2 separate regions of the Homo sapiens genome follow, and region 2 is linked to region 1. A link is an interaction called in ENCODE POLR2A ChIA-PET data of the cell type or tissue named here. Cell type or tissue: CD4-positive, alpha-beta T cell. All regions are shown on one strand. Each heading gives the region's core, and the rest is flanking DNA. Links, peaks and the distances in the headings are about the cores only. Region 1 overlaps LOC124902212 (a long non-coding RNA gene). Region 2 overlaps SUSD3 (sushi domain containing 3).

Region 1 (2,904 bases), core at 140-2,639:
AGGTGTGGTGGCTCACACCTGTAATCCCAGCACTTTGGGAGGCCAAGGCAGGCGGATCACTTGAGGTCAGGAGTTCGAGACCAGCCTGGCCAACATGACAACACCCCATGTCTACTGAAAATACAAAAATTAGCTAGCGTGGTGGTGCATGCCTGTAATCCCAGCTACTCGGGAGGCTGAGGCACGAGAATTGCCTGAACCAGGGGTTGGAGGTTGCAGCGGGTGGAAATTTTGCCACTGCACTCCAGCCTGGGTGACAGAGTGAGACCCTGTCTCAAAGAAAAAAAAAAAAAGATACATCATCTGGGACAATAACCTTGAAAAGCAGGGGTCCCAGACGACCTTATTTGCAGAGAATGCGACTGCAGACGGCAAGCAGGGGGGCATGCCCTTCGCTCTCTGTCCTCTGCTCTTTGCCCCGGCCACTGTCGGCCTCATCTGAAGGCCACCTGTGCCTCACGGTCTGAAAACGCTGGTTTCCACAGCTGCTTCTCCTTCCAAATTTCCCTGGAGTCTTGCTTTGGTGGCGAACCTCTGGTTCTATTCCTTCCTTTTAACTGAAGCCTATAGGAAAAATTTGGAAGTTGAAATATGCCAGTCCAAGGAAGGTGGACGTGGAGTTCTGAGGGTGGGGGTGCTGCCAGGGAAGTGGCACTGTGCAGGGGACCGCCCCTGGGACCCCCTGGTTCCTGTCAAGAGCAGGTAGGGGCTGGGCGCGGTGGCTCACGCCTATAATCCCAGCACTTTGGGAGGTCAAGGAGAGTGGATCACCTAAGGTCAGGAGTTCAAGACCAGCTGACCAACATGGTGAAACCCCGTCTCTACTAAAAATACAAAAATTAGCTGGGCGTGGTGGCAGGCGCCTATAATCCCAGGTATTCAGGAGGCTGAGGCAGGAGAATAGCTTGAACCCAGGAGGCAGAGGTTGCAGTGAGCTGAGATCGCACCACTGCACTCCAGCCTGGGCGACAGAGCGAGACTCTGTCTACACACACACACACACACACACAGACACACACACACACACAGATCAGGTAGGATGTGAGGTGTGTCCTCATGGCCGGACATGGGGTGGGTGGGGCCAAACAACCACAGGGACTCGTCCTGTGGCCACTGCTGCTCAGGAAGTGGATCCCAAGGAGCAGAGTCGCCAGACCCCTCAGTTCCCAGCTCCACATTTAAGGCAGGTCTGGCCATGAGCCAGGCCTCTGCATGTGACCTGGGGCCTCACTGTGGCATGGCTGCCTGTCCCACCTGTGGATGTTGCCTGTGCTGTGTAGAAGCCACATAGCCTCCGGGGCGGCTCCCCAGAATGCCACATTTCCTGTCTCTGGCTCTGATGGCGTCTAGGCTGGCAGGGGTCCCGGCCCCAGCAGTACTGTTGCCGGGCAGAGCTCAGGGCCACGTGCAGTTGGGTCTGGCTGAGAGCATCTCATGGGTTTATGAGAACCCTTCCAGCACAAAGGGGCATTTATCAGGCAGGGATGGCATGTCTTGGTCTGAACACAGGAAACACAGAAATAGCCTTTCACAGAGTGCCAGCAGGGCTGGGCTCGCCTGCTGTGGAGGGTGTCGGCTTTCCAACTCCTTCTCCAAGCTGTGCGACCCGTCCATGTTCCCCTGTGAGTTGTTCTGTCCCAGACAGGGCATTCCCTGAGAACGCTCCTGCTGCAACTGGAGGGAGAGAGGCAGGGAGGGGAAAGGGGAAGACTTGCAGGGAGAAGGAAGAAGGGAGACAGATGGAGACAGACAGAAGGAGGGATGGAAGAAATGAGAGAGAGAGAGGGAGGGAGATGGAAACATAGATTGTCTCCACTGTGACACCCTGCCTCCATGGTTCTCCATGATGGGAATGGAATTCATGTCTCACCTGGCAGCAAGGGTCTCCACAATATGACTTCACCTTCTTTCTCTTAGTAAGGCGAGAGCAGACAGGCAGACACTCCAGGAAGTAACTGATGTGTCCCTGAAAATGCCTGTCTTTCCCAGCTTGTACAACTTTGCTTGTGTTATTTCTTCTGCCTATAATGACTCTCAAAATATCCAGATTGCAAAAGAATTAAGCCCCTTTTGATACCTATAAATAATTTCTATCATTGTAATATACTAAAAACCAATGATAGTAAGGTTTTGGAGAGGTAAAAAGCAGTCTCGTTGCCAGTACAGAGATTGAAGATTCAAAGGCTTCACTAATTAGGATGTGTTTTTCTCTCACATGAAAAAAGCCTGGATATAGGCAATCTAAGGCCAGCATGGTACCCCCGTAATTTTTTTTTTTTTGAGATGGAGTTTCACTCAGGCTGGAGTGCAATGGTGCAATCTCAGCTCACTGCAACCTCTGCCCCCGGGTTCAAGTGATTCTCCTTTCTCAGCCTCCCAGGTAGTTGGGATTACAGGTGCCTGCTGCCCCACCCAGCTATTTTTTTTTTTTTTGTATTTTTAGTAAAGACAGGTTTCCATCATGTTGGCCAGGTTGGTCTCGACCTCCTGACCTCAAGTGATCCAGCCACCTTGGCCTCCCATAGTGCTGGGATTACAGGCCTGAGCCACCGTGCCTGGCCTGTTTCTTTTTTTTTTTTTTTTTTTGAGACGGAGTCTCACTCTGTCGCCCAGTCTGGAGTGCAGTGGTGTGATCTTGGCTCACTGTAAGCTCCGCCTTCCGGGTTCACACCATTCTCCTGCCTCAGCCTCCTGAGTAGCTGGGACTACAGGTGCCCGCCACCACACCCAGCTAATTTTTTGTATTTTTTAGTAGAGAACGGGGTTTCACCGTATTAGCCAGAATGGTCTCGATCCCCTGACCTCATGATCCACCCGCCTCGACCTCCCAAAGTGCTGGGATTACAGGCGTGAGCCACCATGCCCAGCCGTGTGGCCTGTTTCTTTTGTTTCTGTTTTTGTGTT
Region 2 (2,904 bases), core at 246-2,745, 80 kb before region 1:
CCTACGGAATCCTGGCTGTGAGTTCGCTGTGAATCCTATGGAAAGGGCTACCCCAAGGGGACAGGAGTCCAGCCTCCTACTCTTGGCACTGCCATCATGCAGCCAGGGGCCTTGGGCAGGTTTGTGGGCCTCAGTTTCCTCATCTGGAAAATGGAGCCAGCCCAGAGAAAGTGTTTCCTGGCCTCCCAGGCTCAGGAAAGGAGTACAGGAGACCCCACTGGGGCCTGGAGGGTTGAAGGTCCCCTGTATGCTGCAGACCTTGGGGATCAAGGGCTAAGGGCTGAAGTTTCCCTGTGTTCCATGGACCTTGGGGATTGAGGCCCAGGGCCCCAGTAGGGCTCATGTCCTGGGCTGCTCAAGCCCTGACCTAGGGAGTGATCCTGTGCACCAGATCCTGCTCCAAGATCTCCATAGGGCAGTCCTGCTCTTCCCAGACCCCAGGCGGGCAAGTCACCAGTTTTGCAGACGGGGAAGTTGAGGCTGAGCCAGGTGAGAAATTCAGGTCCAAGACCTGCTGCTGGGATGGGTCTTGTCAGGATCAGACCCCAGGAACCTACTGGTTAGCCCTCCAGGAAGCCTGCCCACCCAACTGGGGGCTAAGAGGGGGCATTGCCGGTCAGTGGCTTCTCTTTCTGTGGCCCCTGCAGCAAGAGAGGCCACAGGAACATGACTTTGCCTCCCTGTGCCCCCTTGGCTGAGGGCTTAAAGGAGGTTGGACCTCTTGGCCACCCTGAGGAGGCAGGTCAGGGCTGTGAGCCTTGAGCAAGGACTCACCCTACCCTCCCTCCTACCAGTTACTTCCCCCAGACCCTCTGCTTGACTTATAAAGGAAAGCCATTCCAGCAGTGCACTTACATTAGGACCTGGGCATGAGACCCTTCTTCTGGTCAGCTGGCTACAAATGCAGGGTCTGAGGCCAGGACTGCGTTTAAGGCCCCCCAGCCCCACCAGGCACCATCCTTCTCTGCTCATGGACAGTTGGGCTGGCATCAGTTTTACTGGGCTTGTATTCCAAATCGTTCTATACTTTTATTTGAGTTTTTAATTTGACGGCGCATCCCGGACTTCTTGTAGGTCAGTGTTACCTCGCTGGCTGGTCCCCTTTCTTTGGTTGTGGGTGGTGACTTCACCTTTTTTTTTGAGACAGAGTCTCACTTTGTCAACCAGGCTAGAGTACAGTGCCGTGATCTTGGCTCACTGCGGCTTCTGCCTCCTGGTTCAAGCAATTCTCCTGCCTCAGCCTCCTAAGTAGCTGGGACTACAGGTGCACACCGCCACGCCTAGCTACTTTTTGTATTTTTAATAGAGACAGGGTTTCACCATGTTGGCCAGGATGGTCTTGATCTCCTGACCTTGTGATCTGCCCACCTTGGCCTCCCAAAGTGCTGGGAGTACAGGCGTGAGCCACCGCACCCAGCCGACTTCACCCTTTATCCCCCACGTCTGTGAGGCTCAATGATGCAGGCAGGACAGGCTCTGGGGATGCTGGGAAGGGGATGCTGGGAACAGCTTGCCTGCTGTTGATGCCTGTCACTGTGACATGTAATCCACCACCTGCAGTTGCTGTCTGAGGACAAGAGCCCTCACTATAGCAGAACCTGGCGGCTGAGAACACAGGATGTGGCTTTTGGCAGATGAAGTGTGAACCAAGACAAGACCTTGGTCGACCTCAGACATAGCTAGGTGAGAGCCGACTGGTCAACCTCAGACATGGCTAGTCATGAGCTCCCCACAGGGCTCAGCACAACACACGGGCGGGCAGGGGGAGGAGCTGCTCCTTCTAAAACACACTTAGAGGAAGTCAGCTGTGGAGGTGGCCTTGCTGGGATGATCATCATTTCATCCAGTCCTCGCCCCACCCTGCCTGTTGTGGTATTTGTAGGTGGAGACACAGGCCCAGGGTGGAGAAGTGACTGGGGTCTTCTGGAAAGGCCGGGCCTACCCTCAAACCCAGGTCCTCTGGCTCCAGAGCTGGTCCTGGCTGCCTTGAGTGCATGGGAGGCCCTGGCGGTCACATCCGTCTTGTTTGAGAGAAAGCTATGTCCCCGCGGTGACACACAGTCTCAGTAGAATAAGTCCTAGGGATCAGCCCAGTGCCCAGACCGCTCAGCAGTGGTTAAATGTCTGGGTCCTGGATGGGGAGTGGTATGGCCACCCCTTCCCTGGGACCCTGGTGGGTGGGAAGGGGATGTGCCCAGGGGATCAGTTACATGTCAGCAGTGGGGATGCTCAAGGTCTTCCGCCAGCATTTTTCTTTTGAACGTGCAGCAGAGTTGAAAGAATTTTATGCCTGGACACGCACCAGCTTGATTCCACCCTTCGCATTTCGCTGTGCCTGCTTTCTCACATCTGTCTCCATCCCTTGGTCCACCCCTCCAGGCATCTCATTATTCTAATGAAGTTCTAGTTTTATTTTTAAAGAATGAATTCACGTTCATCCATTCATCCTCTCACTGGGCAGACACTCAACCAGGCGCTGTTGTGGGTGCTGGACACACTCACCCTCGCCAACCTCTCCTCCCATCCGCCAACGGCTACTCCCAAACCTCTGGCTGGTGGGGCCTCCTCTCTGCAAGGGCCGCAGTGGGCTGGGAAGCCACAGAGGAATGCAGAAGTCGCAGCTCTAAATTAAGGACTGGGAAGTGTTGGCTGCCTGGCGGCCCTGGGGAGGGGGCCACGTGGCCAGCCCGTGGCTGCCCTGCTGTGTCTGCCAGGGCTCCAGAATCCCATAGCCACCTCCTTGGCCAGAAGGACAGTGCATATACAGATCCCAAGATCCTGAAAAAGCAAAGTGGTCCCTGGCCCTTGGGGAGTGCTGATCACGACTCTTGCCTGTGAGGTGAGGCTGCCAGTCCTCCATTCCTTTGTTCTTGCATTCATTCATTCACTCATTCCTGCACTGAT

The links. Peaks named below come from ENCODE experiments on the same cell type or tissue, not always from the same donor. Only the 100,000 strongest peaks of a DNase experiment are listed, where the experiment ranks them.
Region 2: POLR2A ChIA-PET joins it to region 1 with 13 read pairs; 10 of 35 experiments call an interaction of 5 or more read pairs at or near these places.

Annotation. Positions count from the first base shown.
Region 1 is chr9:93,142,873-93,145,776 of GRCh38, forward strand. All of the region lies in intron 1 of LOC124902212 (a long non-coding RNA gene), which reads left to right. Among named protein-coding and RNA genes, the nearest start is that of NINJ1, 10 kb to the left of the region's middle. RefSeq lists enhancers at 80-952, 953-1,825, 1,413-1,552. In CD4-positive, alpha-beta T cell, for the core only: no CTCF peak of the experiment used is centred there; a DNase peak (open chromatin) is centred at 1,299; H3K27ac peaks cover 1,907 bases.
Region 2 is chr9:93,062,927-93,065,830 of GRCh38, forward strand. The region is part of intron 1 of SUSD3 (sushi domain containing 3); the gene reads left to right. Among named protein-coding and RNA genes, the nearest start is that of SUSD3, 5.7 kb to the left of the region's middle. RefSeq lists enhancers at 1,454-1,663, 1,694-1,763. In CD4-positive, alpha-beta T cell, for the core only: no CTCF peak of the experiment used is centred there; DNase peaks (open chromatin) are centred at 1,178 and 1,655; H3K4me3 peaks cover 2,205 bases; H3K27ac peaks cover 2,500 bases.